Linked DNA regions of Mus musculus: regions 2, 3, 4, 5, 6 and 7 are each linked to region 1. The links are chromatin loops, found by intact Hi-C in ENCODE. Cell type or tissue: heart. All regions are shown on one strand.

Region 1 (4,000 bases):
CCCAGTAACACCTCTCGGAAAATTTGCAAATTGCAATCCCCCTCATTCATATATATATATATATATATATATATATATATATATATATATATCCTAGGTAGAAAAGTCCACCTTGACATTTTTCTATTTCTTCTTAGGCAGGATATTGTTATTATTATTGATCTTCCTGTCTCAACCTCTGGAGTGGCTGGGGCTACAGGTATCCAGTCCACACACCATCAGACTCAACTTTTTAATTAGCGTTTTTCTTTGCACAGCAGGACTTTAGAAGGGATCCAAAAACCTACCCCAAACTAGAATCTCTTGCCTCCAGCCTCTACCAGACCCACGCACGTACAGCTGGGGACAGCATCACCCCATACATTTCACACGCTGGGATCTAGGTACTTGCTAAAGCAGCCACTACTGGATAGCGATAGGGTTATTAGAAAGCCCTTTCTTACACTGACTCCCGAGGAGAAACCCCGCCCCTCCTCACCTGGCAGCTTTCCCACCTCACCTCGGTTGGCAGAGACCGAGTGAAGCATAGGGCGTGTCAGTACTCAAAGCTTTAGCCGACTCAGCAACCCCTGTCCCTTCACACCTCCCACTGAGACGCAAGCAGGGGCGTGGGGTGTAACCCACTGTCTTGGCCTTGCTGCAACCAAAGCTGGTAATTCAAAAATAGTAACAGTAGTTGGGTTGCATCTCATTTGCACAGAATCAATTTAATTAAGCGCAGAGGCAATCTCTTTAGATCCTGAAGTCTTTCTCAACGTCCCCCTACTTACTCCCCTTTCTATTACCCTCCCTGGGATTGTTTCTTTAGCCCTCCCCCTTCTCTGGAATTGTAGCCCTAGTTGTCCCAAGAGAGACTGTGGGTCTCAGTAGGAGCAGAGCAGGAAGAAAGGCGGAGTCGACGGGGGCAGCGGCCACGAGGGTTGGGCTTCGGGCTGCATCCTCCGCCCTGGAGCAGCCTCCGCAGGTCCCGGCGGAAACGCAGGCCCAAAAAGGCATAAAGCACCGGATTGAGGCTGCAACGGACCAGGGTCAAGCCGCCGGTGACCAGCAAAGCTAGATCCTTGCGCTTGCTGGAGGAGCAGCTCCGCTCGCGGGCTGCCAGTAGATCGGCTGTATCCAGCAGCAGGGCAAGGCTGTAGGGCAACTGCAGCACCACGAAGGCCACCACCAAAGCCACCACGACGCGCAGTGCACGCCGCCGCTCTGGCCCCCTGGCGGCCAGAAGCGTGCGGCCCAGGAGCGCATAACAGGCTGCCATGACGCCCAGAGGGAGCGCGAAGCCGAGGACCACCTGCGCCACTGCGCTTGCCCCTTTCACAGTCTGCGTGAGGCTTTCGGGAAAAATGAGCCGACAGCGTCGTTGGCCTTCACGTGGCCCGTCCCGGCTGAAAAGGAGCGCAGGTAGAGCCAGAAACAGCGACAACAGCCACACGAAGACTGAAACCAAGTGCGCTCGGCTAGGCGTTGAGGGCCGCTGCCCGGCTGGGAGAGCTCGTGCGATGGCCACATAGCGGTCGGCGCTGATACAGGCTAGGAAGAGGAAGCCAGCGTGGAAAGAGGCCGAGTAGAGGCCTGAGATGGCACGGCAGGTGGTACTTCCTAGATTCCAGCCCTGAAGAGCCCCTGCTGCAGCAAAAGGCAAAGTCAGGGCCAATAAAAGGTCAGCCAGGGCCAACTGGAGCAGGTGAACGGAGGTGGGAGATCGGGTAGTTCGTCTGGCTGCCAGATGGGTGGCCAAGACTAGGCCATTGCCAGCCAGACCCAGTACAGCCACCATCAGGGAGACACTGGGTTGGAAGGCCCGACTGAAAGCCTGGACATCAGCCTTGTAACAGAGCTCTGGCAGCGGCCCAACCGAATAGGCCTCCTCATCGTACCCGGAGTAAAGTCCCCAGGAGACCTGGTGGCATCAAAATGAGAAGAGGGACCGTGTAAGACATTCCCACACCCTTCCATCTCACATAGGTGCCTCATTCAAAGCCTCAATACCAGATGACTCTCTCTCTCTCTCTCTCTCTCTCTCTCTCTCTCTCTCTCTCTCTCCAGATTCTTGCTAGTGTGCCCTGAACAGGCAGTTAAGCTTCGCTTGCAGTCTCTCTAACTCTGCTTCCAGCTTCCTGGATGACCTTGAGCAGCCACCGGCTTTTTCTGGACGCCACTTCCTAAATGTGTTTTACCCGGTGTAGAAAAGCCCCGTTCAGCCCACCTGGCAAGCTAGCAGTGAGCACTGTTGAAACCGTGCAAGATAATAGACAACAGAAACATCTAACTCGCCCTAGAGCAAGCATTTGTATTATTAATAAATCTCAGCGCTTCTGTTCGCTTTGCAGTGCCCTCTCCTGGAAAGTAAGTCAGATGCAGGGCTTTGCTTCAGCCCTGGACCCTAGACTTCAAGCTTAGGCTAAAGGGGCTTCTGTTTCCTTTCCCTTCTCTCCTCCCCACCCTACTGTTAGAGCACAGATGTATTGAAAACATTCACACCAAAGGGGTCTTAGGTAGGATTTGTAGGCTCCTCACAGGTGCTAGATGACAGAGGCCTGCTGTCAGGCAGGGAACCCCATCCCTTTCCCCTTCCCCACCCTCTCTGCAACCCTTCTCCCCCTCCCTGCCCCGACTCCCACCTGCTCTGTGGGCTTGGTCCCCATCTCTGGCTACAAGGGTTTCTGAGGTACAGCCACAGAGGCTAAAGTTAAATAACTAGCGGGGGCAGGAAGGAAGGGGTGGGGAGGAGGGCCAAGGAGGAGGGTTCACGTTTCCATCCCACCTTGCCCGATTTCTATCTAGTCAAAGGAAAAGGAATGCTTGCATGGTCTTGCACAAGTTTTGTTTTCCTCTGAGCCTTCGCTGTGTAAAGTACAGTAAGATGAAAGCACGGAGTTGACAGTTACAAAGGTGTCCAGCACTGAGCCAGGAGCACGATTCACCTTCAGAAAACATTTTTATTTTTATTTATTTTATTTATTTTTTTTTTAGATTTTAAATTTGCCCTTCATTCCATCTCTAGGTGTCCTTCTTCAAAGCTTTTTCCTTTTCATGAAAATGCTAGGCTCACCTCGCCTCCTCTGACTTCTCTTTTTTACCACCCTGTAGCCCCAGTCCTTGTCAGCCTTGGGTTAATTGGGGGTATTTCCCAACGGCAGGTTGTCTACCCCGCCCTTTCGTAATAGGGCTGAGGCATGCGCTTGCGCGGGGTCCAGGAAAAAACGTGCGTGCCAGGAGAAAGGCTGGGGGAAGGGGGCAGAGAGAGGGAGGGAGAGGGAGGGAGAGAAGGAGAGAGAGAGAGAGAGAGAGAGAGAGAGAGAGAGAGAGAGAGAGAGAGAGAGAGAGAGAGAGATTGGGGGTAGGAGAGAGGGAAGGGTGGATAAGGACGGAAAAAAGCTTTGGTCAGCCGTGAACCCAGGAGAAAAGCTGGGGGCCTGAGCCAGAACGGGAGCCCTAGCGGCGCAACAAGGCTGACACCCAGCGTTGGTCAGCTCCGCATGATGAGTCTCCGGCTCTTCAGCATCCTGCTCGCCACGGTGGTCTCTGGAGCTTGGGGCTGGGGCTACTGTGAGTGCTGGTCTCAGAGGCAGGTGGGATTTGGTGCAGGAATCTGGAGCTTGTAGGGCGAGTCCTACACCGCATTGCGGCTGGGTGGTCGCCGGTCCTTCCCTGTACGCGCCAGCTCGCTCCCGTCTTTTTCCTACCTCTCCCCAGCGCTCCGCAATGCAGCTTTGAGGCTGCTGAGCGCGCACCACTGCTGTCTGGTGCTGATCTCTGATCTGAGGAACCAGTCAGCCCAGGGGATTTGGAGCTGTTAATCCAAGCGGGAGCCGGTGCCTAGGTTTGAGGTTAAGGTTGGCTCTAAGTGTGGTACTGGTGACCCAGGCTAGAGTTGAGGCTTTTCCCTAAGGGGCTGGGGCTAGAATTGGGAGCTGACCCAGGAACTAGGTAGGGTTTGTGGTTGAGGCTGGGTTTTATGGCTCGAATTCAAATAGGAGTTATTGACCCTGACTAAGGC
Region 2 (4,000 bases), 190 kb before region 1:
GCCTCTCTATGTAGCATGACTGGCCTGGAACTAGCTATGTAGACTAGGCTGCTCTCAAACTCACAGAGGTCCATCTGCCTCAGTCCCCTCCGTGCTGGAAGTTGAGATGTGAGTTATACATTTGGTTTACAATCAAACCCCAGACCTTATGCATGGTAGGTAAGCACTTCAGCCCCAAAGATACACCCCTCAGCTGGATAACTGCCTCTTTAAAGGGCTCCCTTCAACTGGGGCAATAGCTCCTCATTCCGCCCTTGACTTTGATAGCAGACCTTTTGAAGGTTATAGGACACTCATTCTGAAAATGTTGCCCAAGTTCCCATGAGATTAGGTGGAGGGGATTTGTCACAGCAGGGACAGCGGAAAGAGGGAAGCTGAGTTCCTTTTCCCAGGTAGACAAAATATGTGACCTGCCCATTACTACAGCAGTTAACCCTGGTCACTTCAGGGTCAAGGATGCCATCTGCCAGCCAGATTTCCCGTAGGAAATGACTCCTTATCTCTCTTATAAACTGTAAATATTTTTTTCCAGAGCAATATTTTATGACTAGTTTAATATTCAATTTCCCAATAAACTTCTGCTCATTAGTTTAAGAATGCATTGAATTTTCTGATTGAATTATTGAGTTCTATGATAGCTATTCAATGATAATTTTTTATTTAAGTTTATATTTATTTATTTATATGTAGTTATGTATTTGTGGGTACAAATGTTTTGACAGTATGCATGTATGTGCACCATATGCCTGCCTGTTGGATCCTCTGAAACTTTTTGTGACCTACTTTATGGATGTTGGGAATGGAGCCCTGGTCCTCTACAAAAAGCAGTAAGTGTTCTAACTACTGTACCATCTCTCCAGCCTTAGACTGGTAAATCTCTAGTTCCATTTTATTTCTTCTCTACCCAAATTGATGTTCTCCAAGGGAATCTCTCTCTCTATCTCCTATTTGACTTATATAAACTATAGACTTTCGAATTACTATTTTGTTTAATGATGTATAATTTTATTTTTACTCTCACTATTTTGTTTGTGTGTTACATCTCCTGTAGCCTAGGCTAGGATTGAATTCTTTTTTTTTTTTTTTTCCCCTGAGACGGGGTTTCTCTGTATAGCCGAGACGTGCGCCACCACCGCCCCCTTTAGGCTTGAATTCTTAATCCTCCTCCTCCTCCTCTATCCATTACAGGCCTGCTTTCACGTCCACCAGTAGCATCGATTTATGCTTGCTCACATTGTCCCAGATTTGGAAGTAGAAAGCCCTCCAGGCTAGTTTATGGACCATTTTGCTATGTGCACACCACTTCTCAAACCTTCTCATATTGTTTCCTACAAGATACTCGATGTTGCCAGGAAGTGGTGGTACAGGACTTTAATCCAGCACTCCCGAGGTAGAGGCAGGCAGATCTCTGTGAGTTCCAGGCCAGCAAGGCTACACAGAGAAACGGAAAACAAAAATAAAACCCAAACCAAAGCAAACACAAGATACTGGATGTGAACTCTCCCAGCTCCTCCCTGGCAGTGTTATTTTGTTAGACCCTGCAGCAGGCTCAGCTTGTCTACCTGCAGCAACGGCGGCAGCACCACTGAAGGTTAAGGTGGTTAGTAAAGGTCCGGTCTATTGAAAGAAGAAAAAGGAAGGAAGGAAGGAAGGAAGGAAGGAAGGAAGGAAGGAAGGAAGGAAGGAAGGAAGGAAGGGAGGGAGGGAGGGAGGGAGGGAGGGAGGGAGGGAGGGAGGGAGGCAGAAGAGAGAGAGTCGGGATCACAATACAGTGTTTGCTTGGAACACTTGAGATCCTAAAATCAATCCTCTGCCCCGCCCCACGGTAACCCTCTTGCACCACTAAAGCAAACCAAACTCACTATCTGGTAGCATAAAATCATACAGAACAATTGCAAGTCCTTAAGTTTTGTTTGCTTGCTTTTGAGACAGTCTCCTTTAGTCCAATCTGGTCTCGACTTCTCTGTGAAGTCTGGGATGGCTTTAAATTCCTGATTGTCTTGCCTCTCCTTCCTCAGCGTTGGATGACAGGTGTGTGCTACCCCATCGCGTTAACGCTGGGCAGTGGATCCCTTGGTGCGTGCTAGACCAGTTCTCTATTAAAGGATCTGAACGAACCTCCAGCCCTAGCGGTAAGTCATAAGCACAGGGCTTAAATATCTTAACCAGAGAACGCTGTACTCAGTGATCAACAGGCAATCTAGGAAGTCAAGAACTGAGTCGCATCGGCTCCTCTTCTGCTTCTGGGAGGGTAGCAACACCAGCTTCGAGGTGTCTAAAGACCCTACTACAACAATAGCACGGCCCAGACCCCGCCTTAGAGGAGAGTGAGGGTCTCCCAGAGCGACCCTGCGGGAGGGGCGGACCAGCTTCCAGCTCAGCTCTAAATTATCCCACCAGAGGGCGCTCTGGTGCAGCAGTGAGTGTGCCTGTCACTATCTGGGCCAAGGCAACTCAAGCCCTTTCTGGATCTCCTCTCTTGCCTCTTCTGGTAAGCCCTCCATTGAGAACCAAACGCTGGGTAAAGTTCTGGGGCGCAGCTGCATCTTGAGGAAGAAATCACCACCTGTTTGATGGGGTGTTTTTCAGAAAGGCAGGCCTTGTCTCCATGTCTTAGAAACTTGACGGCAGATCCTATGTTCTGCTGCAAAATGACTTTGACAGCATGTTTGGAGTCCTAACAGGGAAGTTCAGCTATCCAGTAAAGGTAGCTATGTTCCTTGCCGTTATTAATGTAAATATGTATCATACACTGGAAGCGAGCCGCCTCTTGGCTCCACGTGCTGCACAATCCTCCCCCGCTTTGTGAACTGCCTTTTATTAATGATTTGGGGAAGCGGGGGAGGTGCTACAATTTTAAACATTTTTTAATTTTTTTTTCATATTAGGGTAAGTCTTAATTTGAAAAAAGAAGTCACAAGGTCTCTGGGAAATACTCTGAACCAGGTAAAAACTAGCAAGAGTGTTAGGTGCGTGCCACATTGGCATGCCATGGTTCTCCAGAAGGTTCCACACAATTTCCCACTGTGTAGCCCTGTTTTTAGAAGTCCTTACTGAGCGGTAGACACTGAAGCACGGAGGTAAAGGGACTTGTGTGGAGTCAGACTGCAAGGAGATGCACAGGAAGGGCCCAGAAACCATCATTCCTTTTGTTGTCTTTGATAATACGTATAAAAACCAGAAGAGGGTGTTTCAGTCAAGGCATGCTGTAAGCTGCCCAGTGCCGGTATGGGAATTGAAGCCTGGAAGGGCAGAGCACATTCTTTTGTTTGGTTGGTTTGGTTTTGCTTTTTGGTTTGAGGTTGATGTTCAGGGTTTTGTTTGTTTGGTTGTTTGGTTGTTTGGTTGTTTGGTTGGTTTGATTTGGTTTGGTGTTTTTGAGACAGGTTTTTTCTGTGTAGCCCTGGCTGTTCTAGAAATCACTCTGTAAACCAGGCTGGCCTTGAACTAACAGAGGTCCACCTGTCTCTGCCTCAAAGGTGCTGGGATTAAAAGGTAAGGGCTGACACCACCTGGCAACATTTATTAAGTGTGTGTGTGTGTGTGTGTGTGTGTGTGTGTGTGTGTGTGTGTGTGTGTGAGAAAGAGAGAGAGAGAGAGAGAGACATACCGAGAGAGAGACACACACACACAGAGAGAAAGACCTTACTCCTGTGATTGCTGAGAATGGTTTCATTCTCGCAGTAGATGGGGCAAAGAGCTCTTAATTTTAACTTTAAGTTAAAAAAATTAACTTGTGCCGGGCGTGGTGGCGCACGCCTTTAATCCCAGCACTTGGGAGGCAGAGGCAGGAGGATTTCTGAGTTCGAGGCCAGCCTGGTCTACAAAGTGAGTTCCAGGACAGCCAGGGCTACACAGAGAAACCCTGTCTCAAAAAAAAAAAAAAATTTTAACTTGTAGGGCTGGAGAGATGGCTCAGCAGTTAAGAGCACTGACTGCTCTTCCAGAGGTCCTGAGTTCAATTCCCAGCAACCACATGGTGGCTCACAACCATCTGTAA
Region 3 (4,000 bases), 92 kb before region 1:
CTGCGTGCTGGGACCTTAGATGTGTGCAACCACACACTTCTCAGAATCATTTGAAATAGTGCCAGCATCTTCATGGGTCAAGATAAGAGGGCTGATATCCAAGGTGCTAGGCTAAGGGTTTTTTTTTTCCTTCCAATAAATTTATTTATTATTATTATCATGTATCATGTGGAGGGGGACACATTCCATCGTCGCAGTCACACAGAGTACGGAGATCAGGTGACAAGTTTGTACTCTCTCCCACTACAAGGTTCAATGATTGAACTCAGGTCTTCTGGATTGAACTGTAAGAGCTTCTAACCCATAAGCCAGCAAGTTGGGACAGGCTTTAACAACCACCACCGATTTTTGTTGAATAGCGTTGAATAGCTGGCCTTGAAACTGCTATGTTACTAAGGATGACTGAAATGTCTAATTCTCTGTCCTCTCCTTGTGAAACTAGGGCCAGGCTTGTGGTCCCCACCACTAACACATAATCATGTGTTCCCATGTATATGGGCAGGTGTGTGTGTGTGTGTGTGTGTGTGTGCATGTGTGGAGATCCACAGTTAAAGTCAGGAATCTTGAGTTGCTCCTTATTTGTTGACCCGGAGTCTCACTGGACTTGGAGCCTATGATTCCAGCTTGTCTAGTCTAACACCTTGGCCCCAGGATCCTAGGTCCCTGTCTGCCTAGTGCTGGCATTACAAGAGGACACGAAGGGAAGACCTGGGTTCTGGATATCTGAATGGGGTTCTCTGGGCTTTATCCATGTGCACCTGAATCCTTTCTCTTTTTCATCTGTATACCCTTCTGATCTCATGACCTCCTTAAAAGCTTCATTGATAGTTGTTTTTGTTGTTGTTTCTTTGTGTTTGTTTTTTTGAGACAAGGTTTCTCTGTAGCCCTGGCTGTCCTAGAACTGAAACTGTAGACCAGGCTGGCCTCAGATTCTGCCTGCCTCTGTCTCCCCAGTGCTGAGATCAAAGGTGTGGGTCACCAGTGCCTACACTTGCCGTCTTTTAACTGGTTCACTTTCCCTGGTCTGTGATTGTATTGATTTGTCAGGTCTTTGCTGTTTTCCTGAGCTACCCAACCTGAAAAAGTAACCCTTGCACTCCAGCCTGGGTCTTTCCATCTGATAAATCTTCTTTACTGTCTGATCACCACCAGATGTACTGTGGACTTATTATGTATTGACACCATCCCAACCCCTTCACGCATCTACTTCAGGGAACTTTGTTCTCTGTTCTCTCCTTTTTACCTAGAACAGTTCACTAAATAGACACTCATTGACTAAAAGCAACACTGTGTGGGCTACACGGTAAGATTCTGTTTCAAAACAAACAAACAAACAAATACAAAATGTAACTGTGCCAAATGTAAGACTAACACATGTTTTGATTCCCTTAAACGCCTCTCTAAAATCCAGTTTGAACTGTCTCCTGCAAGAATCTTGATTCCTTAACAAATTAGTTACTTTACAAGGCCAGATTTCTGGACCACAGCACAAGAGTCTCCTCTCCTCCTGTCTGGCTGCAGCACTCCCGCCCTTCCCAGTCCAGGGCCTTGCTAGATAATTCAGGCTGATCTCAAATTTGCAGCGATGGTTCTGGGATCGCACATCAGCGCTCGGCCCTTTACAGGAATCTAGAGGCTAGTTTGCTTCCTTTTTCCGCTATCTCCGTGGATTTGAGATATTTTCTGATGGGCGTCTGGCTTTCCCTTCACGTCCGCCACTACCAAATTTATTAACTCTCCAGTCCTCACTAACTTCTCCGCGAATCCGGACCTCTAGGTCTTCTTCCTTTTCCCCCACCCCGGGGCCAGATATCCCCGAAGCGCTAATGAACTATCCTTGCAAACCTAAGCACGGGGTTAGACGACGCGCAAAGAATTCTATAGAAGGCACCAGACTTCGCCTCTAGGTGTCCCAAAACACTCAGAAAACCAATTTCCTGTGTGTGAAATGGGGATGTGGGTAGAGATATCTAGTAGCATCGCTGGGAACATTGGCTCAGAACAAGCACAGCAAAGCGATCCGACTGTTCCCGATCCTGGCTTTGCCACCTCCTCCTGGCAAACTGGAAGAAGCAAACAACACTGGGAATCCGCGAAAAGGGCTTTGCAGCTCTCTCTGCTCGCTTCGTCTAAGTGGATTCGGTGCCAGGGTTTCGCTCAGCCCGGAAGCCTCTGCCCTCGGCCCCGCCCCGCCCCGCCCCGCCTCGCCCCGCCCCAGGAGTCTCTCGGCGATGCTTTGTTTGATTGCTCTGAGTTCCCGTAGCTCCACGCTTTGAGGCTGGTGGGTAGTGCTTCCGGGCTGCAGCCTAGGACGCCTCCACGGCGGTGTAAGTAGAAGCAGAATCCCAAGAACTCACTGAGTAGGGAAGCAGCCCGAGCCACAGCGTCCCCTCTAGTCCCTCGCCTCCGAGTCTTCGCAGATGGCCGGTTCAGCCTAACAAGAGGGGCTGGGATTCCTGAAGCCCCAGTCCCATGACTCAGGGGTTCCTGGCGGGTTCCCCCTGCCAGGATTCCGGTTTCTATCAGCGAACGCTCCCCTGCCCTGCTCCAGGTCCCTCTTGAGTCCGAGTTCCCCTACAGGCCTCGGCCTCAGCCTGCCTAGTCATTCTCGCTTCGTCTCCCTGACTGTCTGCAGGCCTGGAGAGCATGGCCGTGTTCCGCTCAGGCCTCCTGGTGCTGACAACGCCGCTGGCCACCCTGGCCGCACGCCTGCCTCCCATCCTGACCTCGGCGTCCCGCCTGGTGAATCACACCCTCTATGTGCACCTGCAGCCGGGCATGAACCTGGGGGGACCCGCTCAGCCTCAGGCCAGCCCTGTGCAGGCCACATTTGAGGTTCTGGATTTCATCACGCACCTCTACACTGGTGCCGACCTGCACAGGCACCTGGACGTCAGAATTCTACTGACCAATATCCAAACCAAGAGCACCTTTCTCCCTGTGCTGTCCTCAGTCCAGAATCTGGCCCACCCTCCAGAAGTGGTTCTGACGGACTTCCAGACCCTGGACGGGAGCCAGTACAACCCTGTTAAACAACAGCTAGAGCGTTATGCCACCAGTTGTTACAGCTGTTCTCCACAGCTGGCTTCTGTGTTGCTGTATCCGGATTATGGAACTGGAGAGCTGCCTTTGGAGCCCCCGAATGCCCTCTTACCCTCTACTATAAGGCCGGCTTCCCCGGTTGCCAGATCTCCAAGGCAGCCTGTGCGTGGCTACCACCGTGGGGCCGTGGGTGGCACTTTTGACCGCTTGCACAATGCCCACAAAGTGTTGCTCAGTGTTGCATGTGTACTGGCCCAGGAGCAGCTTGTGGTGGGAGTAGCTGACAAAGATCTGTTGAAGAGTGAGTGAAGGGACCCTGGACTAGGGCAATGGAAGGCAGCCTTCACATTTTCTTGTTCTTCCCCAATGCCAAGATCAAGGAAGGGTAGGGCCACTTCTCAACCTTCCAAAATGCCACAATGTCTGACACTCTGTTATTGCTAAGGGACGTTTGTTTGTTAAATGAATACATGTGGTATCTTTAGTCTGGGGTTCAGTCACTTTTTAACTGAAGTCAGAACTTCCCAAATGGGAACCAAGGACTCTGCACTTCATGGTTGTCCAAGTGATCGGCTCGGAGGTTTGAAACGCTGAAGATAAATGGATAGGAGATGATTGGGGGTGACCCAGTACTGCCATCAACAGTGAGGGGACTCTAAGAATATAGTAGTTCTTGGGGGTTCTCCACCAACTGATACCTATTGGTCCTGCTGCTCTGTAGGCATTTCTTAACTTGTTCTTGGAGTACACGTCAGCTCTCAAAGTGACTGATGCTTGTTTTCCCTTCTGTACCCCCAAACCTGTCCCTGTCTCACCCTTTCTTGCTGCCACTGCTTGGGAGGATTTCAGTGCTATGGGACACTCTTCCCCAAATGGGGAAAGATCTCACCGTTCCTCGCTCCTTCCTCAGGCAAGTTGCTCCCCGAGCTGCTCCAGCCGTATGCAGAGCGCGTGGAGC
Region 4 (4,000 bases), 79 kb before region 1:
GAGCAGTGATGACACGTTAGATTTAACAACTGCAAAATAAATAAATAAATAAAATTGAGCTAGCCTGGGCCACGTAGTGAGGGCTAATCTCAAAAAAGAGGGTGGATGGGGGTAATCAGATATAATTGACAAATAGCCACACATATCAGGTGTATAAATAAGAGAGACAAAGACTTACATTCTAATCTCTGGGTTGAGAAGAGAGGTTTCCTGACAGAAAAATGCTAGAAAGCCAATTAGGGGGCAGAGAGTAAGCATTCAACATTGGCCATATCGATGCTGGTACTCAATATTATCTGGATAATAATTATCCAGAGAGAAGTCTGGGTAGGAGAATGTAAATTTGATGTGTTTGGGGTAGTGGGGCAGAGGAAGAGGAAAAATGATTTGGCAGGAAACGATAGCAGAAACGAGACTAGGAGTTGTGAGTCAGGGTCTTCCTTTGTTCATAGCTCAAATGAACACTGATGAAGGCAGCGTGCAGCGTACAACTGACTTAAGAGTATCTGAAGCTCTTTCATACCACTGATTAGATTATTTTGTGAGGTGCCTCAACACTTTTTTTTTTTCCCCGAAACAGGTTTCTCTGTGTAGCCCTGGCTGTCCTCGAACTGAGAAATCCACCTGCCTCTGCCTCCCAAGTGCTGGAATTAAAGGCGTGCGCCACCACTGCCCGGCATGCCTCAACACACGAAATGCTGAGATTCACTCAGACAAGCTCTCAGGTGAGTGTTAATCTGAGTTCTCACCTGATCGGCAAAATAAATTTTCTGCTTGCCGTAGGTCTTCTCTTTGATCTTGCCTTCCTGGGCCAGCTGATCCAGCGCCTTCACTACCGCCTAGCAGAGGAGAGGGTGAAACAATTAGCGCGACCCCAGACGGGGGAGATTTCTGTTGTGACAAGGAAGGCAGGACCCAAGGCTAACAAGGGAGTCCAGCGGGGAGGGAGCCCCCGCAAAGGGGGTTCTCACCGCCTTGCCCAGTCCATGTTCCTTCTGTAGGTTTCCGAACACGTCCTGGGCGCTGTAGGGCCGGTTTTGTTCTTGCAGGTACCTCAGGATGATCCCGGGGGCTGCGGGAGACGAGGTAGGATATGGGGGTCACCTCCGACCCCCTCTCCTATTCCCCTCCCGGGTCTTGCGGGCTTTGCCGTTACCTCCAGCCGCAGCCTCGGCCCGGCTTTTACTCATGGCCTTTCCCGCCACCAAACTCGAGAGCTGGACTGGTCGGTTGCTCCGGGAAACGCCTCCTTCCGGTGAGGAGGCGGGACCTTAACGCTGATTGGCTAAGGAAGAAGCCTGCCGGAAGAGTACCCGGACCTTCCGGGACCCCGTAGCCCTAGTAGCGGCTGTCAAGAAGTCGCAGTCCCCGGCCTTAGTGACAGGTCAGCGGCCGCCTCCTGGGCCCGCAGTGCTGCCTGTGGTGAGCGGTCCTTTCTATAAGCCGCCAGACCCTGTTAGGCCGAGTTTGAGCACTCGTGACCTTGAGCTAAACCCGCGTGGTGTGGGAGCCGGGTCATCTACCACGCCGCTCAAGGGTGCACAGAGCTAGTCCTCCACAGGAGTGGGACTAGTTTTCTCACGTATAAAGGACCTGTAGGTACTTTTGTCAGAGGGTGGCTGTGAACGCCAAGGACACCAACGATTTTCGTGTCGCATGTAGGGGGCGCTCGACACCTAGTGTCATTTGAACGCCCAAGAAAGACGGTTAGGAATGGGGGCTACTCAAGCCACAAAGCTTGAAGTCTCCAGTTATGAGCTGCCACACCTGGCAGGTGCTTTCCATTCCTGACCACAGTGGCCAGTCCGGAGGAGCCTGAAATAAATATTTCTAGTTTCTGAGGTCTGCTGACGGTCAAAGAGCAGCTGTCCTTGCAGCTCAGTGGAAGGGCACAGTATTAATTTTTCAGTCCTTCAACCTAAAACTTCATTAAGCCATTATTCAGAGCCCGGCGAGGTGGCGCACGCCTTTAATCCCAGCACTTGGGAGGCAGAGGCAGGCGGATTTCTGAGTTCGAGGCCAGCCTGGTCTACAGAGTGAGTTCCAGGACAGTCAGGGTTACACAGAGAAACCCTGTCTAAAAAAACAAACAAAAAGATAAATCTAAAAGAGAAAAAAAATAACAATTGACAAATGCCCGCAAGGTATTAGTTATATTTATGTCTTGGTTGTAGGGGGGAGACGTGGCCTCAAGAGGGAAAAACAGAAAGGGCAGGAGGGTCCCTGACATCCACCTGGGCTTCCTCTTCTGAGGATCACCACACCAGATTAGCTATTATCAGATTAATGAGAAGACTTATCAAGGAAGTACACAACGAAACAGCAGTCTCTTAAAAGATTGTTCTCATACAAGATTTATTCCCCTGCACCCCCCCACCCAGCCCAATTCACAGTGGAGGACTTGGGAGATTCAGAGCAGGTTCCACTGGTACAAGAAAAGACCTGGATTTGCTTGCTCCCCTTCCCTCCCTCTTCCTCTTGCCAACTCCCAAAGCATGAAGCTACACACACTCATGCAAACACGCAAAACCCCAAGCCTTTCCCTCACCTCCCTTTTTTTGTTCTTTTCCACATCATCGAGTTCACCTGTAAGACATCTACCTGGCTCTAAGGAAAGAGATGTCCAAAGTATTTGAGAACCCTAAAGTGGGGAGATGCCATTATTATGCCTAACTTTCACACTCACTGACTATGAAACAGGCACCTGCCATTCCTCTTCTCACTGTTATTCACTCCCTGGCCTCTATCTTGTCCATCAACCAAGAGCAAAAGTGTTAGCACAACCCCCAACCTGCAGCACATAAAAATGGGCTCTGTCCAACATCCCTCACCCAAACACAAAAGTGCTGGGGGAGTGGTCCCTGAGGATCAGCAAAGGTTAATGCAAGAGGGAAAGAGGATAGAAGAATTTGGCTTGAGCTCTGATTTGGGAGACAGAGAGGCAGTATGCTGGCACAGGTTGAGAACCAATGATCATTTAAGGGGTTTTCACATGATTTGATTCGGGGCTGCAGAACACCTACCCTTGAGAATGGTCTCTGCTGATTACCAACATCCTTACTAACTGGGCTCATCCTTACAGGAGTTAGGAAGTGGTATGGTAAGAAGAGCTGGTGGCTCTTGGGATGAACGCCATGGCCATTTGTAAAGTGCTACTTTGCTATCCCCTGTGTAATTAGTGCTTCTCCAGAGGAGGAGCAAGGGAAGGAGGAGGGACATAAACATGGATATGATATTGCTTTGCTCATTGCTCAGATTGATGGTCAAATGGAGCCAAGGGTTAACAGCACCAAAGACAACCACACAGCTCCAGGAGCTTTCATGAGACCTCAAGGTAGGCACTCACCAACCCAGCCAGCCAGCTGATCCTACAGCTCACGGTGATATAGCAGAGGCTCAGCCCCACAGCATGTTCACATTTCTCAAACTCTGCAAGCACTCTGGAGTGCTCAGGGTCAGCCCTCTAGAAATGAAGATGGGCTCAGGGACAGGAAGTGGGCCTGCTCTGCAGAACCAAAGGGCACACTTGCTTTGAGAACACAAATCAAATCATGGTAAAAGACACAGATGATAACTCCTGTAGCTGCTGCCTGGCTTCTGTGGCTCCAGTGAGGTGAGGAGAAGAGATGGGCTCTTGTATCAGTGAGGGCCCCTGAGCACCCAGACCTAAAAGCAAACAGCACTACCTCCTCAAAGGGGAATCAAATCCCTACTTTGTTGCCCGTGTACCACCCTGATGGAGAGAAGCCTCCCTTGGGGCGGGAGTATGTTCTCACTTCAGTGACTAAGCACAGATACGATGTCTCACTGGCAGCAGGTAAGAGTACGTTCTCTTAGCAGGCCTCTGCATCAGCCAGGCCACCCAGCACACAGATAAAATTCAGGGGACAAGACTGGGTTCTTCCCTTGCCCCATCACAGTAAGTGGGGTGGAGGAAAATAACCTACAGCACAGTGACCCCCCTCAAAGGAGTCTCTCAGTGGCTCCTAGAACTGGCAGG
Region 5 (4,000 bases), 55 kb before region 1:
TCTGACCTAACTTAGTGATACTTCTTCAATTCGTTGAAAATCTAGTCATTCTTTACTCTACTAAGTGAAATGACAACACTCACAAAGACACTACTGAGGAGTGAACTGTGTTTAGCCCTCAAAGAAATTCATTCTCCCAAAACAATTCTATAAGTGCCAATGTCTGACTACTTTAACCCGCTTGGACTTTAATACTATCTGTACCCCTCCCAAGGTATGAGTCCCCTCTATAAATGACAAGCTCAATTGTTTTTTAAGTCTTAGGCCACACTCACTTTGGTGGATCTCTCCCCCACCTCCTGCATTGTGGCTACACAGCAGGCATACTACCCGGAAATGCCAGAGATAGGGATCAGTCACAACTTAGCACAAGAGGGGTTCTGAGAAAGATTCTAAACGCAGACTTAGCCTAAGTAAACACTATGGTACAGCATGGTGGCCAGTGTCAATAGCCCCAATCCTCGGGAGCTGGGAGCAGGAAGGTCAGAAGTTCAAGGCCTGCTCTGTGGAGAGGATATTTGGAGCCAAAAAAGAATACACTGTTGAGGACCAGCAAATCTGTTGCAGCTTTGAAATGTGTTCCAGAGCTAGAGAGATGGTTCGGTGGCTAAGAGCACATACTGCTCTCCCAGAGAAGTTCAGTTCCCAGCAACCCCCACCTATCTCCAGCTCCAGGGGGATCTGATGCTTCTAGCCTCTACAAGTACCCACAACTCCTCACGACCACCCCATCTCAGGACCACACCCCTATACACATACACACACACAGGCTTATTCAAAGAGTCTCATCTCTTCTGGTTGTAGAAGCCTCAGTGATATGTCAGTTCCCTTGGAATTTGATCAGTACTATGGTTATTAATAAACCCAAACCATGGTTGGTAGACTCGATGAAGCCCAAACTCCTCCTAGGTGCTCTCATTTTTTCCAGAGAATGAAACACACACTTTAATATAAAGCCACTTGTCCAGTGAAAGAGAACTCAACGGCTCTCAGACAGCCTCAAACTCCTTGAACCACAGCTAAGGTCTAATTTTTGGGGGGAAGCGTTGCAATCCTAAGTGGCTCTGAAACAGATGAAAGATCACCACTGTTTTTTAATTTTTTCCTTCTTAATACATCTACTTTTCTTTCAAGCTGAAACTCCACACAAACTTCACCAACTTGACTGGGTGAGACGGTATCTAACATGCTAATAATCCATGATAACCGGCTCAAGCTTGTTTTCCTCCTCACACCCAGGGATACCCTTCTGCCTCTCCTCCCATCATCGTTAAGTTAAAACCTCTCGGAACCACCACCCTGGGGCAAGCAAGAGAAACGGAGGAAATGGTCTCGAAGTGAAATCACTTTCTCTCGCTAACAAGAGGCACCCCGGCTTACTGCGAGCGACACGGGATGGTACCAGATTCTCTGGCGAGTCGTGGGGGCAAGTGGAGAAGACCAGGAAGGCCCTGCGAGCACCCGGGGTGCCAAAGCCTGGAGGCAGGCGGGATGCTGGGGAAAGTGAAGCATTATCAGGCAAGTATCAGAAGCAGCCAGGGCGACGAAAGAAGGCAGGACAGGGCAGGTGAGAGATCGACACCCCCCCCCCCAGAACAACCTGAGGAATTCCCGCCTAGTAGGGTCAGTGAGGGTCCGGGTGTCTCACCAGAACGCCGCGTTCAGCCCCAGGCACCACAGGGCGCTCCTGGCCGGCCGCTCCCACACCAGGGCTGCCTGCACCCGGCTCAGCAGAGGCTCGTAAGGGCCCAGCACCTCCACCAGGGTCCGCTGCGCCGCCTCAACCTGCTGGTCGCGCTCCCAGGAGCCGGACATAGCTCGGCGGCCCCTGAAAGCCAACCCCGAAGCTGGACCCGGGGCCGCGGCCACCCCTTCAGCCTCCTCCATCTCCCCTTCAGCAGCCACAACATCCGGGGCCACGGCCCGGGAGTCACAATAACACCGACTGCGCAGAAGCACGATTTGGCTGCGGCCGGGCGGAGAAGGGGCGGGGCGGGGCAAGTGCCGGAACGCCCACGCGCGCATGCGCAGACGCTCCGGTGCGCATTCATCAGACGGAAGAGAACACTGCGTCGAAATGCGTTCCCGGCGCTGAGCGCGATTCGGAGCCGCGCACGCGCAACTCGCACGACTGAAGCCCGATGAAGGAGGAAATTTCATCTGCAGAACCCAGCTCCCATTGGAGCGGAGAACGATTAGGGGTGGAGCGCATTGTCTGGCGCCTGCGTCTTGCCGGCGAGCGCGCTAGCGGTCGGCGGTGTTGCTGGCGGGAGAGACTGCAACGCCGATGTCTGAGGAGCGATGCCGAGAGAAATCATCACCCTACAGTTGGGCCAGTGCGGCAATCAGAGTGAGCGAACCTCCCAGACCCTCTGCCTCCCAGGTTCCTTAGGTGCAAGAGGCCCTCGCAATAAGGTCATAGCTTCGGTCTGTCTGCAGAATCCTAGTTCTCCCCCACAAAGGCGATTCCCAACCCTGTGCCCAACTGCCTAAAGCCAATGGACCTTCCCCTGTCCAGTCATTGGCCTAGACACTAGGGAGTCCCAAGGCTAATCTAGATCCCTAGACCCAGGCGTTCAAATCCCCCACTGGCTATTTGGAACCTACCCAGACTCACGTATCTTTTTTCTTCACCTTCCGCCTCCCTCTCTTAGTTGGGTTCGAGTTCTGGAAACAGCTATGTGCCGAGCATGGCATCAGTCCCGAGGGCATCGTAGAAGAGTTCGCCACGGAGGGCACTGACCGAAAGGACGTCTTTTTCTACCAGGTGCTCCCCCAAGTGACTTGACCAGGACCCTGGCGGGACTGGCAGCGCGATCTGGTGCTGGGAAACTCTGAGTGGATGGATGGGAACAGAGTGGCTATCTTGAGGGAGAGCCTGCAGGAGCCAGAGTTGGGAGGCTTCAGGACTTGACCCATCCTGGCTTCCCTCTGACAGGCAGATGATGAGCACTACATCCCCCGGGCTGTGCTGCTGGACCTGGAGCCCCGGGTGATCCATTCCATCCTAAACTCCTCCTATGCTAAGCTCTACAACCCAGAGAACATCTACCTGTCGGAGCATGGCGGAGGAGCTGGCAACAACTGGGCCAGCGGATTCTCCCAGGTCATTTGCTGTTCCCCTGAAGGGCTCTCAACTCTGTGGGTGGGCACAGGCCCTGTGGTTTTTCTACAGATGAAACTAGGTCAGAGATGTTCGAGTGCTGAGTAAGATAGCCATGGCTCCAGGAGCTAACTGGAACGCTAAGGACGCAGTCTAGCTAGTGCTTTGTTGCAGGCCATTTAAATACTTTCTGTGTTATCTTTGTAAACCTCTGACTAACCCTAGAAGTAAGTACCATGGGTTTATGATATTTTATCTACTTCTTCAGACTCAAAACAAAACTCTGAAATCAAAGATATTTCAAACTTCACTTAGCAAAACCAATGCGCAATGGAGAAGGAAGGCTATGTTGATGTATCTCGTTACCTTATTGTCAGCACTCAGGCCTCTCACTGTAGAAATGTCTGATAACACACCTCCAAGCTCCACGGCTGTATCAGTACTGTTTATTTGGCAGGTTCTAGGAATGTGCTAAACATCACATACTAGACAAACTTAGATTGCTGAGCTATGCATCACATCCACAGCCTTGACGTGATCTTTTTGTTAAATATGAATATTTATTTATTTTGAGAAAGTTTCTCTACTTAGCCTTGGCTGTCCTGGAACTCACTTTGTAGACCAGGCTGGCCTCAAACAGAGATCCACCTGCCTCTGCCTCCTAAATGGCGAGGTTAAAGGTGTGCTCCGCCATTGCCCAGCTAATATGCAATTTATGATTGTATGCCCAAAACTACCTTTCAGAACCTGAAGAATTTTGATTTCTAAAAATATCTGGTCCTGTGGATATTAAATGGCGAAGTGTGGACCTGTGTTTTACTTTTAGTGAGGAAACAGATAAATCTTCCTGAAGTCAGATGACTAGGTGGGCATGAGCTACAGTGGTAGAGATGGCTG
Region 6 (4,000 bases), 280 kb before region 1:
AAAAAAAAAAGAACAAACACACACACACAAGCCATCAAACTCTGGTCTCCAACAGAAAAAATAAAAACTCAAGCTTTTTAAACACACAAGGTCACTCTGAGCACTAAACAAGCCCAGCAGCTACCAGCCCTTCACGGTAACTCTCACCCCATGTCCTCCCTATTCCTGGGGACAACTGAGCACACTAGGACACTAGAAATGAATGCGAAACTGGGAAGGGCGGCCACTTACGGTGTCACACAGATGAACTTGGTCTTCAGGTACGGGGCAGCACCTGCAGAGAGGAAACCCGGGCTTTAACAGATTGTGACTTGCTTTGAGAACATGCAAGAGGAATCCTCCTGCCTCTCCCAGACGGCGTGAGCCAACCTTACAGAAACTGCCCAGACACCGCAGTCCAGCTCTTAGGGCTGTCCTCCCTCATCACATGCTGCTTGCCATCCAGTCTTGCAGTTTGAAGTTCTATCTCTTCCATAGAATTTCCTGAGCTGCAAAGACTTCTGCAGAGACACCTGCCCCACCTCTACCCAGCCTACCGTCAACTCTTTTGTTTTTGTTTTTTGTTTTTTTGAGACAGGGTTTCTCTGTGTAGCCCTGGCTGTCCTGGAACTTACTCTGTAGACCAGGCTGGGCTTGAACTCAGAAATCCGCCTGCCTCTGCTTCCCAAGTGCTGGGATTAAAGGTGTGCACCACCACTGCCCGGCCTACCGCCAACTCTTGTGCATCCTTCCCCACCCTGCCTGAGCGACCAACCATCTTTGTGTAGCGTTAGGCTTCTCCTGTGACCTGGTCACACTTGTGAATTGACTTCCCTGTTTGGTGACCAGCCCAGACACCAACAGGACTAAATGCTTACGTGCTGGAGGCTCCAAAGCCACTTCCAATCAGGAAAACATACCCCAGCCACTGGGAGACAGGACACCAGGTCCGAGAACATGTGCAACAGCCAGGAAACCTGGCCAAGGCGCCATCTCTTTCATGTGTGGGACAGAGAAAGAGACAGGACTGGCTGTCTTCCATCTCTGCCGTTTATGTTGGAAATGTGAGGACTGAAATGTTAGGCCAAGAAATCTGGAAGCCCTGGGGACACTGGCATGAAGCCCTGGGGGTTCAGTTAATGATGCTCGCAGCGGGCCTGGGGCTGTGTGGGTAGGCTAAGAAAAGCACAGACAGAACACTGGGGCTTACAAGCATCCAGCAAGACAAACCCCTGGGAGAAGCCATTAGAAAGTGCTCTTAGATGAATATGCAAGCTCATTTGTGGCCAAGAAACAGGTTAACTCAGCACAGAAGCAAAGGAATTATTGAGGCAACTGTGCTGCCTACAGTTCTAGAAAAGGTCTCTAGAGTGAGAACTGTCACCTTAAAGAGACAGAGGGGATCAGGGAGATGGCTTAGTGCTTAAGTCATCTGTCACCAAGCCTGAGCTCTGTCCTCAGGGGCTACATGGTAGAAGGAGAGAGCTGACACCCTCAAGGTCCTCCAACAAGGACCACCCCCAACACACATGCATACACAATAAGTTAGAGCGGAGAAGAGAAGACTTTCATTCTCCAGTGGTCAAGAGAGAAATATTCTTTGACCCGGCCCGAGGTAGGAGTGCGGGACACAGACTGGAGATGGAAGAGAGAAGGAACATCCTGTTGCTGCCTGGTGAACTTGCTCAAAATCCCTCCAGAGGAGCACAGGGTATATTACAGCCTCCTGACAGACAAGGAAGACCCAGGACGAGGCTCCGGGGAGGTCTCTACTGCAATACTCCTGTAGCAGGGGCAGAGGACAGGGACATACAGGCTCACCTCCCTAAGGGGATCATCTGAACCCCCTACCCTTCCATCATCGGGCTCCGGAGCCCCCAGTGCACTCTCCCTAGGCTCACAGGCAAGCCCATCAGGCAGTGGGCTCCTTTCTCATGCCCAGGCCTTGCCCCTGAGGAATGTCTCTGGGCAGCCTACACAGGAATGGTGATGGAGGTGGATGCCTGACCAGGGGCCTGGATCTTGAAAGCAAAATTAGTCAAAAGGATCAGTGCTCGGACTTCAAAGTCCTCTGTGAAAAGAACAAAGACCAGTGTGAGAGGGACTGATAAACAGATCTTCCAACTGAAGGCAAGGTGGAAGCAGAGATAAGGGACAGACAGGAAGTGAGAGCTGAACTCCTCCACAGAATGAAGAGAACTCAACAGCAGAACAAAGGGAAAGGAAAGTAACCGTCAACAAGCGACTCCTCCAAGAATGGTGGGCAGAGCCGGGGAAGCTGTGTGCAGGTGCTATGTGAACAGAAGCGGTTGGTGAAAAAACACCAGAGCAAGGAGGCCGGCTCACACAAGGCACCTCAGAGCAAGGAGGCCGGCTCACACAGGGCACCTCAGAGCAAGGAGGCCGGCTCACACAGGGCACCTCAGAGCAAGGAGGCCGGCTCACACAGGGCACCTCAGAGCAAGGAGGCCGGCTCACACAGGGCACCTCGGAGCTCAGCATGTGCAATGATCAACAACAGTCTTAGAAAACCAGACTCCTCACCAGCATAAGGACAGAGGCAAGCGTCAATGCAACAAGTTTGAAATGGCTTCAGACCAGACACCTCTGACTCTTTACACTGGGACCGCCCCAGACACTACAGACTTAACACAACATAATTTCTATTTTTCATATAATTTATACCAGCAGTTCTCAACCTTCTGAATGCTATGACCCTTTAATACAGCTCCTCATGTTGTGGTGACCCCAACCATACATTACTTTTTCTTACTACTTCATAGCTGTAATTTTGCTACAGTTATGAATCATAATGGAAATCTCTGTTTTCCTATAGTCTTAAGCGCTCCGTGAAAGGCTGAGAAATGCTGATTTACAGCCACACGCACTCCCACAGAGTAGATGCATCTTGTTTCTAAATGCCAAGTCCACATTCCCTCCAGTCATCATCTCTGGAACATCAACACCTCCAGCTTGATGTCAGCTCTGCCCCAGGCTGCCAACAGCCACTGCCCCAGAAAGCCTTTCTTCAGACTCCTGGCACTGCTCACTCAGGACAGCAAAGCATGCTGGACTCAAATCTGTCTCGGGTCTTCTGGAACCCACTGACTGGAGAAGCACCAGAGAGACCTGCCTTCATTTCTCTTTCTAGTGTTTTAAAGTGGCGGGGTGGGAGGGAGGGGGAGATGGAAAGGGAGAAGAGAGGAAGAGGGAGAGATACTATTTTCATCTTCAGACTTCCAAGCTCCCTGAGGGCTGATTCTGTCCTCCTCTTGAATCCTGAGTTAGTCACCCTGTCAAGGAACCCAATAAACCACTCTTTCCCAAAAGAAGGAATCACCAAGCCCTGCTCCCACAAGATACTCAGCCATGTCCTTGTCTCTCCAAGGATGCGTACTTTCTCACTAGGAAGGAAGGCAAAGCCATGGAAAGTCAACAACTACCTGGGTCGGCTTCGGGGTGCTCCTGGCTCTCGGGCCTACAGTACTTTCCAAATGCCTCCTCCTTGGGAATGTCGGGGTAGAGGTAGACAAGTGGAGACACCAGGATGTTGGTCGCATCCATGATCTTATAGCCCATGATGATTTCAGCAAATGACATGTTGTTCAGCTGCTGCTTGGTGTATGGCTCTACAGACTGGATCTGGGTCTTGCCTGTCACGGACCATGGAAGGAGAGATTATGCCAGTGGAGTGAGTGCTGGAGACTCTGAATGCCCTGCCCAGTGACTTGGAACTGAGGCAATATCCAGGCGGGCTTGTAGAGATCCAGCTGGCTCATAGGCAAAAACACCTGCCGCAAATGTATTAACGGGGTAGGCAGGAAAGGGAGTACAGAAGTAAGATTTCAATCACACTTTTCTACACAAATGTTAGCCAAATGAGTGAACAGGACAAACTGGCAGGCCACCTCTTCAGGAGGCACAGGCCCTCTCTGCCCTTCAGGGGGCAGTAGTACCCAGAACATGAAGTAGCCGGGTGCTGCCAGTGGCCAGCAGGTGGAGCAAGTGATACAGGAGGCAA
Region 7 (4,000 bases), 210 kb before region 1:
CTTTCCAGGGCTTAGACTATCAGACACTATAACACAGAGAGAAATCAGAACCTAAAACCAAGCTGTCTTCAGGACAGGTGGGCCTATGGGGTTCCCAGGGGCAGCTTCCGACCCTCTCCAGAGCTCACACTCTTGAACTTGGGAGAGGGACAGTTGGGGAAACAGCAGACTCAGACAATAGCGATGTTCAGTAAGGCATGTAAAACTCCAAGGCAGCAACAGGTCCCAGCCTGCAGAGTCCGGGGAAGAGACAGGAACATCAGGGAGGTGGGTGGAAAATGACTCTCCTAGAAAGGACGCCTAAGCCAGGGACACCCCTGGCTGGCCTGGAGCTTACTCCTTACTCCAGGAACTTCTTCCCCTGCTCTCTTGTGTCTGGGTAACCAGTCTTTGCTTTTATTTCAGCCGCTAATGGCCATCAATACTCCACAGTTGGCCACTTGTAACCAACATAGCACATGTGTCTGTATACACACACACACACACCACAGCACCCCAATAAGGAGCAACAGACCCAGCTTCTTGCCCAGTTTGCCCAGTCAGTGTCTCCTGTAGCTCAGGTTGACCTCAAACTGGCTATATAGCTGAGAGGGACATGGCCACCCAGCTAATTTATGTGGTGCTAGAGATGGATCCCAGGGCTGTAAGCCAGTACCCCAGCCAACAAAGTGAGAGTCCTGTCCCCTGTTTGCTTGTTTGGGGTGGTGGTTGTTGTTTTGAGAGGGTCTCCCTAAGTAGCCCAGGCTGATCTCAAACTCACAGTCCTGCTTCCATAGGGTCCAGAGAGCTTGGAGGCCAGCTGTGCACTACCACACTCAGCTGGCCCCAGTTTTAACGTTACCTCATCGCTTAAGTGACAATAGGCATGTAACTTCCCCTGGTCTGGGCCCCAGCTTCCTAAGACACACAATGGAGAGGATGAAGCTGGTTATCTTCTCAGAGGGCCAGAGCCACAGACGGATGAAATATTCACACAGATAGTGTTGCATTTAGCTTTGCTACCCCACCTAAGCTCCGGGAACGGGCCGCCCTCCCCTCATCTCTGAGGCTGTTGCTTAGTGGCATGCTACCCTGTCCCCTCTTGCTACCAGCTGCTGGCTTTATACCCTTGTCCCACCTTTTAAACTTTGACTTTTACAATAGTCAGATTTGACTTTTAAAACGGGGAGGTAGGTGAGCAGATAGTAAGATTTCCTTCAGTCCTGGGAATGCCCCTAAAAATACCCTGTCTGCTTTGGATTGCACGACCAAGAAAAGAAGCCCAAAGCCATCAGTTAGGCTTGGTAGACACACGCCACAGGGATGAGGCTAAGGGGGTAAAAGGGAGCGTAGCAACAAGCTGCAAGTATTTTTAGATAAAGGTTTAGGGTTCTTCTAGAGAAAGGTACCGGTGATCCACCAGGAGCACAGGAAGGAAGGAATTAAAGGCTGGTGAAATTTTGAGGAGAAGCCAGCAAACCCTCATTCCAGCCATACTGTCCTCTCCTTTAGTGTCTGTGAGTAATCTGATCTCTTCAAGGCTTCTGGGTCCTCTCCCCAGGCCGGGGAGCAAATCCAAAGGGTATCGGCTTTGCCTCATCCAAACTAGCCCACCTTTGGGGGATAGAGGGCAATGGTAAATCACTTTGCCTAGGGCACTTGAGCTTGGAAAAGTTACAATGTCAAGAAAGCCTTTGTTTCCATTTTGTCTCGCCTTCTAGATTCTAATCTAGAGCTGGAAGTGTCAGAATCTTCACTGTACGAGTGGCTGTGTGGATTTCAGCTCTCCTGGGTTGCAAGGTGTTTCAGCCGCCTCCATCTGCACAAATTACCCAGACTTCCCAGAGGCCCCCAGTCTACAACTTTTAGACTTCACTACCCTGTCCAGTAGTGGTGGCACACACCTTTAATGGTAGCACTCTGGAGGCAGAGGCAGGTGGATCTATCTCTGAATTTGAGGCCAGCCTGGTCTACAGAGGGAGTTCCAGGACAGCCAGAGCTGCACAAAAAGAAAGAAAGAAACAAGCAAGCAAAAAGCTCTGTCTCAAACAAAACAAAGTAATAATAACAATAATAATAATAATAAGAACCTCCCCTTCACTAGCTGTTGCCTATAACTCTTACCCTATAGGACAGAATGAGACGCCAAACCACTTGCTTTTGTTGATGGCCACATTCGGGATCCCCACACCAGGAATACGGCATGGGTGGCCAGACATCCTGATCCCAGCACTAAGACACCCAGACCCTTGGGTTCTGTCTCCTATGATATCCCTTTTGCCATATCAAGACTTCCCACACCTAGAGGGGGAATTTAGAATCTCCTTTCTGCTTTCCCTAAAAACTCATATCATATGGGAGCCCTTTTCCAGTCGGTGCCCCCCCTCCACTCCCCACCCCTGCCTTCCTTGCTCTCTCTGCCTGGCCATCTCCTTATCCTGAGTTTCCCATAAACTCTGCCGCCCCCAGTCTTCCCTATTAGGCCTGCCAAGACACAGGGCTATTTTTACCCTATTCTTTTCTCAGACCGTGGACCTCTGCAGACCCGGGAGGAGAGCAGGCCGCTTTCCTCCAACATGGGAGGTTCCACCCCCTCACCCCACCTGGAACATCCTTGGGGCAGCTCAGGGAAGTTTTGCAACTCTGAGCCCCATCCCATGTCCTGGAAGCTGGGTCCTTACCTCTGAGCTTGTCCCTGTCACTTAAGTGACAGAGACACTTCTTTCTTTTGAGATTTATTTATTTTTTAAATTTTGCGTATGGGTGTTTTGCCTGTATTCATGTCTGTGCAGCACCCTTGCTGAGGCAGAAGAGGGTGTTGAAACCCCTAGAACTGGAGTTAGATTGTTGTTAGCCATCATGGGGGTGACTGGTTCTCTGGAAGGGCACCCAGTGCTGTTTATGACTGAGCCATCTCTCCACCCCCAGTCCCAAGCCACTCTCCCTTAATTCTTCCCTCCTCACTCACTGGCTTGGTGTTTCAGATACAGTCAAAGCCATCTAGTGCATGCCCCACCCCACCACACTAGTCAGATAGTGATGACTGTCCGATGCTGGAGCTGGAACAGATCAGAGAGGAGGATGACCCCATCAGAGAAGTCGTCCACCCACTCAACACTTGTCCTTTCTCTCAGAATCACCCTCCTCAGCCTGGGGAGGTTTACCTCCAGGTTGAGAATGTCCCCAGACTGCACAACCTGGTCCATTTAATGAGAAAGTCACCTGTCCAAGTTCTTTGTGACAAGCACAGAAGGAGCGAGCTAGCTTACTTCTCTTTCCCTAAACATCACCTGTGTGGCAAGGGCCGCACCGGTCTCAAAAACAACCCACAGGACCCACACCTCCTGCTTCCAAGCATTAGACTGAGTGGAAATGGCTTTCTAAGTCAACACTCTTCTCCTACCCAGTGGGTGCTATAAATGGGAGACGCAAAGCTTTTTTTGTTTGTTTTAGACTGGGTTGTGTTATATGTCCCAGGTTGCTTTGGCCTCTGAAATGATTGGGGCCCCGGGTAAACACCAGCCGGGCAAAGCTTTTTGCAGGCCCCTTGAGAGAGTACCCCAGCAGTATGTAGAGGCAGGAGCTGGGAGCAGGCCTGCTCTGCCTCTGGCCTACCACCAAGGATTCCAAGAATATGGTCTGCTCCATTCTTCCCCAGACACTGTCCCATCTGCATCGCTCATGGTTACTCTTAGGGAAACTAAGCGAAGGTCCTCATCTCACATCACATGGTTACTCTGGGGCATCTTAATCAAGAAAGTCTCTGAGCTTGGTGATCACAGCCCCTTTACAAAGATCTTTGAAGGTAGAGCACGTTTCCATTCCCTTCAGGAGCATAAACTAACCCTACAACCATCACTCCTATTAGGAGTAGAAGCATCAACTAGGCCCAAGCAGGAGGACGCAGAGCTCAGCACATTCCCTCCCAGGGAAAGAGCACTAAGTCCACACTCAGCTCAGCCTTACTCTCAAGGGGGTCAGGGATGGGGAGCGCAGGGACAAATCTGCACTGCACTGACTC

The links. Peaks named below come from ENCODE experiments on the same cell type or tissue, not always from the same donor. Only the 100,000 strongest peaks of a DNase experiment are listed, where the experiment ranks them.
Region 2: it touches region 1 in a loop (5-fold over the local background); 20 of 42 quality-filtered maps call a loop at or near these places.
Region 3: a loop joins it to region 1, with 5 times the contacts of the local background. A loop is called at or near these places in 27 of 42 quality-filtered maps.
Region 4: a loop joins it to region 1, with 4 times the contacts of the local background. A loop is called at or near these places in 27 of 42 quality-filtered maps.
Region 5: a loop joins it to region 1, with 3 times the contacts of the local background. A loop is called at or near these places in 17 of 42 quality-filtered maps.
Region 6: a loop joins it to region 1, with 2.5 times the contacts of the local background. A loop is called at or near these places in 6 of 42 quality-filtered maps.
Region 7: a loop joins it to region 1, with 2.3 times the contacts of the local background. A loop is called at or near these places in 3 of 42 quality-filtered maps.

What each region holds. Positions count from the first base shown.
Region 1 is chr11:101,172,779-101,176,778 of GRCm38, forward strand. It overlaps Ccr10 (chemokine (C-C motif) receptor 10), which reads right to left and starts at 2,665. Exons shown (of 2, transcript NM_007721.4): 1 at 2,622-2,665; 2 at 220-1,900. The coding sequence starts at 2,645. The coding sequence ends at 836. Cntnap1 (contactin associated protein-like 1) reads left to right here and starts at 3,339. Exons shown (of 24, transcript NM_016782.2): 1 at 3,339-3,549. The coding sequence starts at 3,480. In heart, CTCF peaks have their summits at 2,342 (motif pointing left) and 3,464; DNase peaks (open chromatin) are centred at 613, 943, 1,673, 3,753 and 4 weaker places; H3K4me3 peaks cover 3,051 bases; H3K27ac peaks cover 2,781 bases; H3K27me3 peaks cover 787 bases.
Region 2 is chr11:100,981,177-100,985,176 of GRCm38, forward strand. No RefSeq gene overlaps it. Among named protein-coding and RNA genes, the nearest start is that of Cavin1, 13 kb to the left of the region's middle. In heart, no CTCF peak of the experiment used is centred here; a DNase peak (open chromatin) is centred at 2,395; H3K4me3 peaks cover 788 bases; H3K27ac peaks cover 947 bases.
Region 3 is chr11:101,080,364-101,084,363 of GRCm38, forward strand. It overlaps Hsd17b1 (hydroxysteroid (17-beta) dehydrogenase 1), which reads left to right. Exons shown (of 6, transcript NM_010475.2): 6 at 1-164. Coasy (Coenzyme A synthase) reads left to right here and starts at 2,202. Exons shown (of 10, transcript NM_001305982.1): 1 at 2,202-2,327; 2 at 2,636-3,343; 3 at 3,953-4,000. The coding sequence starts at 2,647. In heart, a CTCF peak has its summit at 1,914; DNase peaks (open chromatin) are centred at 2,268 and 3,158; H3K4me3 peaks cover 2,031 bases; H3K27ac peaks cover 2,114 bases; H3K27me3 peaks cover 1,097 bases.
Region 4 is chr11:101,094,187-101,098,186 of GRCm38, forward strand. It overlaps Psmc3ip (proteasome (prosome, macropain) 26S subunit, ATPase 3, interacting protein), which reads right to left and starts at 1,249. Exons shown (of 8, transcript NM_008949.3): 1 at 1,157-1,249; 2 at 972-1,072; 3 at 750-839. The coding sequence starts at 1,190. It overlaps Retreg3 (reticulophagy regulator family member 3), which reads right to left. Exons shown (of 9, transcript NM_026501.3): 9 at 2,136-4,000. The coding sequence ends at 3,977. In heart, a CTCF peak has its summit at 1,642; a DNase peak (open chromatin) is centred at 1,265; H3K4me3 peaks cover 1,925 bases; H3K27ac peaks cover 1,680 bases.
Region 5 is chr11:101,117,893-101,121,892 of GRCm38, forward strand. Retreg3 (reticulophagy regulator family member 3) reads right to left here and starts at 1,949. Exons shown (of 9, transcript NM_026501.3): 1 at 1,649-1,949. The coding sequence starts at 1,887. Tubg1 (tubulin, gamma 1) reads left to right here and starts at 2,225. Exons shown (of 11, transcript NM_134024.3): 1 at 2,225-2,350; 2 at 2,655-2,767; 3 at 2,939-3,106. The coding sequence starts at 2,302. In heart, CTCF peaks have their summits at 1,762 and 1,961; a DNase peak (open chromatin) is centred at 2,039; H3K4me3 peaks cover 3,274 bases; H3K27ac peaks cover 2,429 bases.
Region 6 is chr11:100,889,655-100,893,654 of GRCm38, forward strand. It overlaps Stat3 (signal transducer and activator of transcription 3), which reads right to left. Exons shown (of 24, transcript NM_213659.3): 21 at 3,420-3,632; 22 at 232-274. Among named protein-coding and RNA genes, the nearest start is that of Stat5a, 32 kb to the left of the region's middle. In heart, CTCF peaks have their summits at 1,664 and 1,869; DNase peaks (open chromatin) are centred at 1,047, 1,835 and 2,997; H3K4me3 peaks cover 264 bases; H3K27ac peaks cover 2,013 bases.
Region 7 is chr11:100,965,084-100,969,083 of GRCm38, forward strand. All of the region lies in intron 1 of Cavin1 (caveolae associated 1), which reads right to left. Among named protein-coding and RNA genes, the nearest start is that of Cavin1, 3.5 kb to the right of the region's middle. In heart, a CTCF peak has its summit at 2,443; DNase peaks (open chromatin) are centred at 878, 2,498, 2,998, 3,628 and 2 weaker places; H3K4me3 peaks cover 3,238 bases; H3K27ac peaks cover 4,000 bases.